2 separate regions of the Homo sapiens genome follow, and region 1 is linked to region 2. The links are chromatin contacts, found by Hi-C or POLR2A ChIA-PET in ENCODE. All regions are on one chromosome and are shown on one strand. Each heading gives the region's core, a stretch centred on a gene start or an enhancer-like site at or near the end of the contact. The rest is flanking DNA. Distances are from core to core; before and after follow the strand shown.

Region 1 (4,016 bases), core at 474-2,973, 600 kb after region 2:
GCTGGGCACAAGACAAGGACTTCAGAGCTGATTATTTTGGTTTTGGGGTTTTTTGTTTGTTTTTGTTTTTGTTTTGTTTTTGAGGCGGAGTCTCACTCTGTCGCCCAGGCTGGACTGCTCACTGATGCTCACCGCAACTCCGCCTCCCGGGTTCAAGCGATTCTCCTGCCTCAGCCTCCCAAGTAGCTAGGATTACAGGCGCCCACCACCACGCCTGGCTAATTTTTGTATTTTTAGTAGAGATGGGGTTTCACTATGTTGGCCAGGCTGGTCTCGAACTCCTGACCTCAGGTGATCCACCCGCCTCGGCCTCCCAAAGTGCTGGGATGACAGGCGTGAGCCATGGCGCCCGGCCTGATTATTTCATTTACTCCCTGCAGCAACCCTGGACTGCAGGGGTGGTGATCACCCCCCATTTTACCAAACAGAAGCAGAGAGTGACCGCGGGTGCCCACCTGACCCCGTGTCTCCAGCGGGAACGTGAAGCTGATGCTGCTCCCGCCCCAGGCCTGAAGCCGGCCCCCTGCCCCAAACCAGCCTGACCAGCGGCACCGTGGAAACCCACCGGGATCTCTGCCACCCACAGGAGGCTGGGGCATCTCTCACCCCCTCTGTGCCTCAGTTTCCTAATCTGTCACACAGGGAGGCTGGACCCAAACCAATTGATTGTTGTCATGGGTGGAGCCGGAACCCGCTATGGCTCCCTCCTGCCCTCGGGATAAAATGCAGCCTCTGCCGTGCGGCCTCCTCACTCCCTCCCTCTCACCTTTTCAAGGTCCTGGAACCATCTCTGCACCTGTATCCCCCACCCCACCTGTCACCTTCAGGGCACTAGCAACACTCAACTCATGTCACTTCCTCCAGGAAGCCCTCCCTGAATTCCCGAACAAAGCTCCTGGTGTGGGCACCTGCTTTCACTCTTGGGCGGTGTTGTCTTCATCGGTTCACTCAATCAGGGTCTCAACTGGGGTAATTCTGTCCCCTCAGGGGACACTGGGCGGTGTCGGGGGACATCTGTAATTGTCATGACGGAGGGAAGTGGGACCTTCCCTGACTAATATTCCCTCACATCGGTCCATGCTCCTGGCATGGAGTGGGTGGAGGCCAGGGATGCTGCTCAGCACCCTGCAGTGCCCAGGACGGCCTCACCCCAGAGAACAGTCCAGTGTCAGTGTCCACAGTGCCCAGGGGGAGAGACCTGCTTTAATTATTTGGGAATAAACTGAGTGTCCTCCCTACTCACACCAGACACTGGAATAAACTCCAGATGGAGCAGACGGCATAAACCCGGGAGCCCCAGCTCCTGGGACTCATCTCCTCTCTCTCTTCCCACTCAGGTGTGGATTTCAATGTGTGCAGCCTCCTGGGACCTCCGCAGGGCAGAGGATCATGGGATGCAGAATCTCTTGGGGTCTGTGGAATCTTCTATCCCAGAGGGTCTCAACCAAGGTGTTTCTGTCCCAGGGGACGCTGGGTGATGTCTGGGGATATTTGTGGTTGTCATGACTGGGGGTGCTCCTGGCATGGAGTTGGTGGAGGCCAGGGACACTGTCAGCACCCTGCAGTGCCCAGGATGACCCACCCCAGAGAACGATCCACCTCACATGTTAAATGGCGGTAAGGGGGTGAACCCACCCCCTGCATGGCTCCAGGGGCACCCAGAGTGGGGCCCCAGCCCTGTGGCCGCCTCTCCTCCCACTTCCTCCGGGCGCCTGTCCTCTGCACCTGCATCCTCTGGCCCTGGCTCCCTTCAGAGCTGGTCACAGCTGGCAGCCCGCGTGCTGTAAACACCCACCCAGGCGTGCCAGCCAGACCTGGCTTTCTGTCACTCCCGGCTGATTCTGAATTCCCAGTCTCACATGGGCCAGAGGGTGACTGGCTCGAGACTTGCCTCTCATTACGAGCAAAGCTCTGATTCAGCCGGAATATTAGTCAGGGTACAGCATGTCACATTCCAGGAGGCTGATCAGCTCCGACCTCAACACCGGCAGCTGACTCAGCCCGGGGAGTTGCATGTGCTGACTACTCCTTCTGAGCCTCACAGTTATGTTCTCGAGATTTCACTCAGTGTCCTATGGTGTCACTGGTCCTGGTCGCAGACACAGACTCACCTGTGTGCAGGAGGTCAGGTGAGGATCGGTCCCAGCACCTTCATTCTTTGTTTCTTTCACTCACTCAGTAAACATCTGGTGAAGACTTGGACCAGATCCCTGATCTTAATGAAGGAGGTGACGGTCCGGCCCAGGTGACAGGCACAGTTAATGTGATGATCACAACACAGTTGCCATGTGACCCTGGGCACGTCAGCCCCTCTCAGCTACTGTTTTCTCCTATGTGAAGTGGAGATCATTATCTCAATCTCAACATGGCAAACAACACGGCAAGTGTATGAGTCAGCTACTGCTGAGTAACAACAGCGGCAACAAAGACACCATTTGCCATCTCACAACTTCTGTGTGTCAAGAGTCTGGCTTAACTGGGTCCCCCGCTCAGAGTCTTATAAGCCTAAAATCAAGGTATGGGCTGGGCCGAGTTGTCATCTGGAATTTGGGGTCCTCTTCTGAGCTAGTTTGGTTATCGGCAGAATTCATTTCCTTGCAGCTCTAGGAATGAGGTCCCTGTTTACCTACTGGCTGTTGGATGTGAGTGCTCTGAGCCCCTAGAGGCTACTCTCAGGTGTCTGCCACATGGACCCTCCACAGGCAGCTCACGACATAGCTGTTTGCTTTCTTTAAGGCAAGAAACCCCTTCCCTTTCTCTCTTTCTTTCAACTGTGGTGTGTGTGTGTGTGTGTATATATATATATAACATAAGACGGATCATCTTAACCACGTTTATGTGTACGGTTCAGTGATGTTAAGTATACTCACACTGCTGTGCAATGGCTCTCCAGAACCTTCCATCTTGTAAAACTGAGACACTGTATCCACTGAACAACAGCTCCCCTCTTCCCTCCCCCAGCCCCTAGCACCCACCATTCTCCCTTCTGTCTCTCTGAATTTGACACCTCGGGATGTGCTTCTGGTCTCTTTTATGGGCTCACCTGATGAGGTCAGGCCCACCCAGGATGTCTCCTTTTTGATGAGCTCAGGTCAACTGACTAGGAATCTTCGTCGCATCTGCAAAATCCCTTTACCGAACACACGACCTAACTGCATTAACCTAACCACTGGAGTGACACCCCATCGTATTCGCAGGTCCAGCCCATCCTCAAGTGCAGGGGATTAGATAAGATGTGGGCACCAGGCGGTGGGGGTCTTGGGCGCCATCTTGGAATTCTGCCTAGGACTGTAGCTGTAAAAGACATGGTGGCCATTGCTGCTGTAGGTGCCATTAGTAGGAAACACACACAAAGTGGCCCCCAAGGAGCACGTACTATGCATCAGGCTCTGTGCAAGGCACAGAGAAAACAGCAAAGAACTTTGGGGAAAGTTGAAGACTTGAGGTGAACAACTGGATATCTTAGTAGGTCTCTCTGAAGGTTGAGCAAATGGATAGGGGATATTGGGAGATGGGTTATGTCCCTTGGAAAGAACTCCAAATGTCCCTTTCAATAACTTTCCACTCTACCAGTCATCTCCTCCTTCCAGAAATTCTCAGGAGGCAGCGCTTGGTGGCTCTTCTGCAGATGCCAGGATGGTGACGGTGACAGCAGGCCACGCTCTTGTGTTTAGAATAGGAGGTCCCCAAGGACACAGAGTCACAGACGGGTCAGGTAAGTTGCCTGGGCGCCCACACGAATAGGAGGTGCTTCTGGATTTGAAACAAGTCTTCTAGTGCTAGGAGCCCCAGAACACACCTAGTGCCACCCCCTCCCCACGACAAAGCCCACCAGAAGGGCTGGCTGCCTAAAGAGGTAGTGGACAAGACCTCACAGACTCACAGACTAGTGGGAGAAGACAGAAGAGCGTAGCCCTGAACGCAGTGTGGGGGCACACGGTGATTGGAACCTGGCACCCACATCAACGGTCAAAGTCTAGATGGTTTTGTTTGGTTGTACTCCCGCCTCCCTCTGA
Region 2 (4,105 bases), core at 311-2,810:
GGCCATTATTACTATTATTAATTGAGACAGGGTCTTAGTTTGTTACTAAGTTTGTTACTTAGTTTGTTACTAAGTTTGTTACTTAGTTTGTTACAGGCTGGAGGGCGGTGATATGATCATAGCTCACTGCAGCCTCAAATTCCTGGGCTCAAGGGATCCTCCTGCCTCAGCCTCCCGAGTAGCTGGAACTACAGGTATGTGCCACCACACCTGGCTAATTTTTGTATTTTTTGTAGAGATACGGGTCTCACTATATTGTCCAGTGTGCTCTTGAACTCCTGGGCTCAAGCAATCCTCCCACCTCAGCCTCCCAAAGTGCTGGGATTACAGGCGTGAGCCATTGCATCCAGCCTAAATAAAATTGTTATTATTATTATCCATCCGGGCATGGTGGCTCACACCTGCAATCCCAGAACTTTGGGAGGCTGAGGCGGGTGGATAACCTGAGGTCAGGAGTTTGAGATCAGCCTGGCCACCATGGTGAAATCCTGTCTCTATTAAAAATACAAAAATTAGCCAGGCATGGTGGCGGGCACCTGTAATCCCAGCTACTTGGGAGGCTGAGGCAGGAGAATCGCTTGAACCTGGGAGGCGGAGGTTGCAGTGCGCCAAGATTGCACTACTGAACTCCAGCCTGGTGACAGAGCGAGACTCTGTCACCAAAAAAAAAAAAAAAAAAAAGACCAAGTGCGGTGGCTCACGCCTGTAATCCCAACACTTTGGGAGGCCAAAGTGGGTAGAGCACTTGAGGTCAGGAGTTCAAGACCAGCCTGGGCACCATGGCAAAACCCTGTTTCCACTAAAAATACAAAAATTAGCTGAGTGTGGTGGCGCATGCCTATAATCTCAGCTACCCAGGGGGCTGAGGCATGAGAATCGCTTGAACCCAGGAGGCAGAGGTTGCAGTGAGCCGAGATCTCGCCACTGAACTCCAGCCCGGGCGACAGAGCGAGACTCCGTCTCAAAAAATAAAAAAATAAAAACGATGGCACTGTGAACGGGTCTGTTGACTATTTCTTGGTCTCTTGGTTTATCTCCTCCCAGCTCAGGCTTGCTCCTCGCCACAGTGGGGCTCAAGGCAGTTGCACCTCGGCACAATTTTCTTTTTTTTTTTGGAGACGGAGTCTTGCTGTCTCCCAGGCTGGAGTGCAGTGGTGCGATCTCGGCTCACTGCAAGCTCCTCCTCCCGGGTTTATGCCATTCTCCTGCCTCAGCCTCCCGAGTAGCTGGGACTACAGGTGCCCACCACCATGCCCAGCTAATTTTTTGTATTTTTAGTAGAGACGGGGTTTTACCGTGTTAGCCAGGATGGTCTCGATCTCCTGACCTTGTGATCCACCCGCCTCGGCCTCCCAAAGTGCTGAGATTACAGGCGTGAGCCACCGCGCCCGGCCACCTCAGCACAATTTTCTTCGTGGTTTTAGCTTTTTCTGGAAAATCGACTTAATCCGCCTACCACAGCCACTCTGCTTCCTGTAAGGCCACTTTCCCTGGGTTCAGAGAGAGTCCTCGCTCCTCTAGCGCTGCCTCACTTTGTAGGATTGGCGCTGGCCACACTTCTTACAGAAAGGCTTTTGGGGCCGGGCACGGTGGCTCACGCCTGTAATCCCAGCACTTTGGGAGGCCGGATCACCTGAGGTTGGGAGTTTGAGCCCAGCCTGGCTAACACGGTGAAACCCCATCTCTACTAAAAATACAAACAATTAGCCGGGTGTGGTGGCGGGCACCTGTCGTCCCAGCTACTGGGGAGGCTGAGGCAGGAGAATGGCGTGAACCCGGCAGGCGGAGGTTGCAGTGAGCCAAGATTGCACCACTGCACTCCAGCCTGGGTGACAAAGCGAGACTCCATCTCAAAAAAAAAAAATAAAAAAGGCTCTTGGGGCCGGGCGCAGTGGCTCACGCCTGTAATCTCAGCACTTTGGGAGGCCGAGGCAGGCGGATCACCTGAGGTCGGGAGTTCGAGACCAGCCTGGCCAACATGGAGAAACCCCGTCTCTGCTAAACACACACACGCGCGTGCACACACACACACACACACACACACACAGAAAAAGTTAGCTGGGCGTGATGGCCTGTGCCTGTAATCCCAGTCACTCAGAAAGCTGAGCAGGTGAATCGCTTGAATCCGGGAGGTGGAGGTCGTAGTGAGCTGAGATCGTGCCACTGCACTCCAGCCTGGGCAACAGAGGGAGACGTCGTCTCAAAAAGCACCTGTGTTTTCGGAACATTCACCATGTTTGCAGGAGCACTATTGGCACGGAAAAAAAAATGTTTTGTTTTGTTTTGTTTTTTCTTTTTGTTTTTGCCAGAGTCTTGCTCTTGTTGTCTAGGCTGGAGTGCAGTGGTACAATCTCAGCTCACTGCAACCTCCGCCTCCCAGGTTCAAGCGATTCTCCTGCCTCAGCCTCCTGAGTAACTGGGATTATAGGCGCCCGACACCACGCCCGGCTAATTTTTTGACTCTTAGTAGAGACAGGGTTTCACCATGTTAGCCAAGCTGGTCTCGAACTCCTGACCTCAGATATCTCCCCGCCTCGGCCTCCCAAAGTGCTGGGATTACAGGCATGAGCCACCACGCACAGCCAAAAATGTATGTTTCTAAAGAACAGCTTTGGGGTTTCAAAGAAATTGTGAAGGTCACAGGGTTTCCGCACAGTCCACACCCCACACCTGGTTTCTCTGACAATCTGTGTGGTGCAGTAGCATGTGCTGCTGTCTTTTTAAAGGATCCCCGAATCACTGCTGCAATGTAGAGGTGATTTTGCCATGAAGGATTCAGTTTGCTCCCACCCCTGACCCGGTGGGACACGTGGGCAGACCCCGGCCCGGGCACCTGTGCGCCAGAGCTGGTGGTTCCCTTCACAGAGGGGCAGACTGGGCTCTGGAGGCTGGGGGTGGCCTCGGTCACCGCCTGTGAAAGGCTCCCAGTTCCTCCAGCTCCAGAATTTTCCTGCCACTCTACAAGAAGAGACTGGAAGAGGGCGGGACTGGCAGAGAGGAAACCACAAAAACAGGATTGAGAGCAGCAGCTCAGAAGACAAGCTGTTCCTGGCAGGCGGCCGGGGGCAGGCAGCGGTCAGCGGGGGGGCCTGGCAGGGCTGGGCGGGGCTCGGTGCCACCCGGGAGGGAAGTGACTTGGCCTATGGCACCTCCCACACTTCCTACACACAAGCCAGGCTGGGCAAGGGACAAGGGCAACAGGCCAGGGAGCCCTGAGGATGGCCGGGTGGGGGCCGTCTGTGTGCCTTCATTCATTCATTCATTCAATCTGTTATGTGCGAGTTCACAAACTAGGACAAAGGAGGAGACAGCTGAGCTCAGCCCACCTTCAAGGGTGGCAGATGAGTAACCCAGGGCGAGGAACATTCACGGATGGTCATGCGGCTGCAACACGGCCCGAGCTCCTAGGGAGCACCTCCAGAAGTGATCCCAGATCCGGGGGCTGAAGGGTGCAGAGGAGAAACCAGGTGCAGAGGATGTTGGGGAGGCCCCGCTGGAAGGGGGAGCAGGTGCATAGGCCCGGCATCCAGAAGGAGCTGGGGCTGGAGAAACTGAGAGGAGGGCAGAGTTTGAGGGGGAGGCTTGCAGGCTGGGTACTCTGAGCCTTGAACTCCTGGGCTCATGCAATCCTCCCACCTCAGCCTTCCAAAGTATTGAGATTACAGGTGTGGGCCACTGTACCCAGACTAAATAAAATAATAATAATTATTATTATTATCATTATTATTATTATTATTATTATTAGAACCTAAACTAGGTGCCAGGGCAGCCAAGAGCACTTTGTTTTTGTGCTGTGGGCAATGGGGAGCCATGGGAGGTGTTAGAGTAGGGGTGGGCTGTGATTGGTTTTAAGTCACTAGGAGAAAAGAGGCAGAGGCAGGAATGGGGGCTAGAAGGTCAGCAAGGAGTCTGGGGCCTTGGCCTGGGGTAGCAGTAAGGGGGAGGACAAAAGTGGGGGTGATTTTGAGAGGAGACTTGGGAGTTGAGATTCAAAGGGTGTGATGGGGGGAAAGGAGGAGAAGACAGGGAAGACCAAAGCCAGAGAGAAGAGAGACCCTAGGGATGGGGCTGAGGAGAGAGAGCCGTCCCCAGCTCGGATGAGGCT

Evidence for each region. A loop is a pair of places that touch in the nucleus more often than their neighbours do. ChIA-PET counts read pairs that join two places held with the same protein, here RNA polymerase II (POLR2A). Pooled maps may share reads with other maps.
Region 1: a pooled map shows a loop between it and region 2 (3-fold over the local background). The contact joins two enhancer-like sites. A Hi-C loop is called at or near these places in 1 of 37 single-sample maps with no recorded cell type and 4 of 50 pooled maps. POLR2A ChIA-PET finds 5 or more read pairs at or near these places in 2 of 52 experiments (B cell and H1).

What each region holds. Positions count from the first base shown.
Region 1 is chr19:2,625,733-2,629,748 of GRCh38, forward strand. The region is part of intron 2 of GNG7 (G protein subunit gamma 7); the gene reads right to left. Among named protein-coding and RNA genes, the nearest start is that of MIR7850, 3.0 kb to the right of the region's middle. RefSeq lists an enhancer at 1,249-2,448. Within about 2 kb of position 1,724, at least 31 of the 41 ENCODE cell types and tissues checked have a DNase peak (open chromatin) inside an H3K27ac peak, as active enhancers do.
Region 2 is chr19:2,029,456-2,033,560 of GRCh38, forward strand. The region is part of intron 1 of LOC107985278 (a long non-coding RNA gene); the gene reads right to left. Among named protein-coding and RNA genes, the nearest start is that of BTBD2, 16 kb to the left of the region's middle. Within about 2 kb of position 1,561, at least 3 of the 41 ENCODE cell types and tissues checked have a DNase peak (open chromatin) inside an H3K27ac peak, as active enhancers do.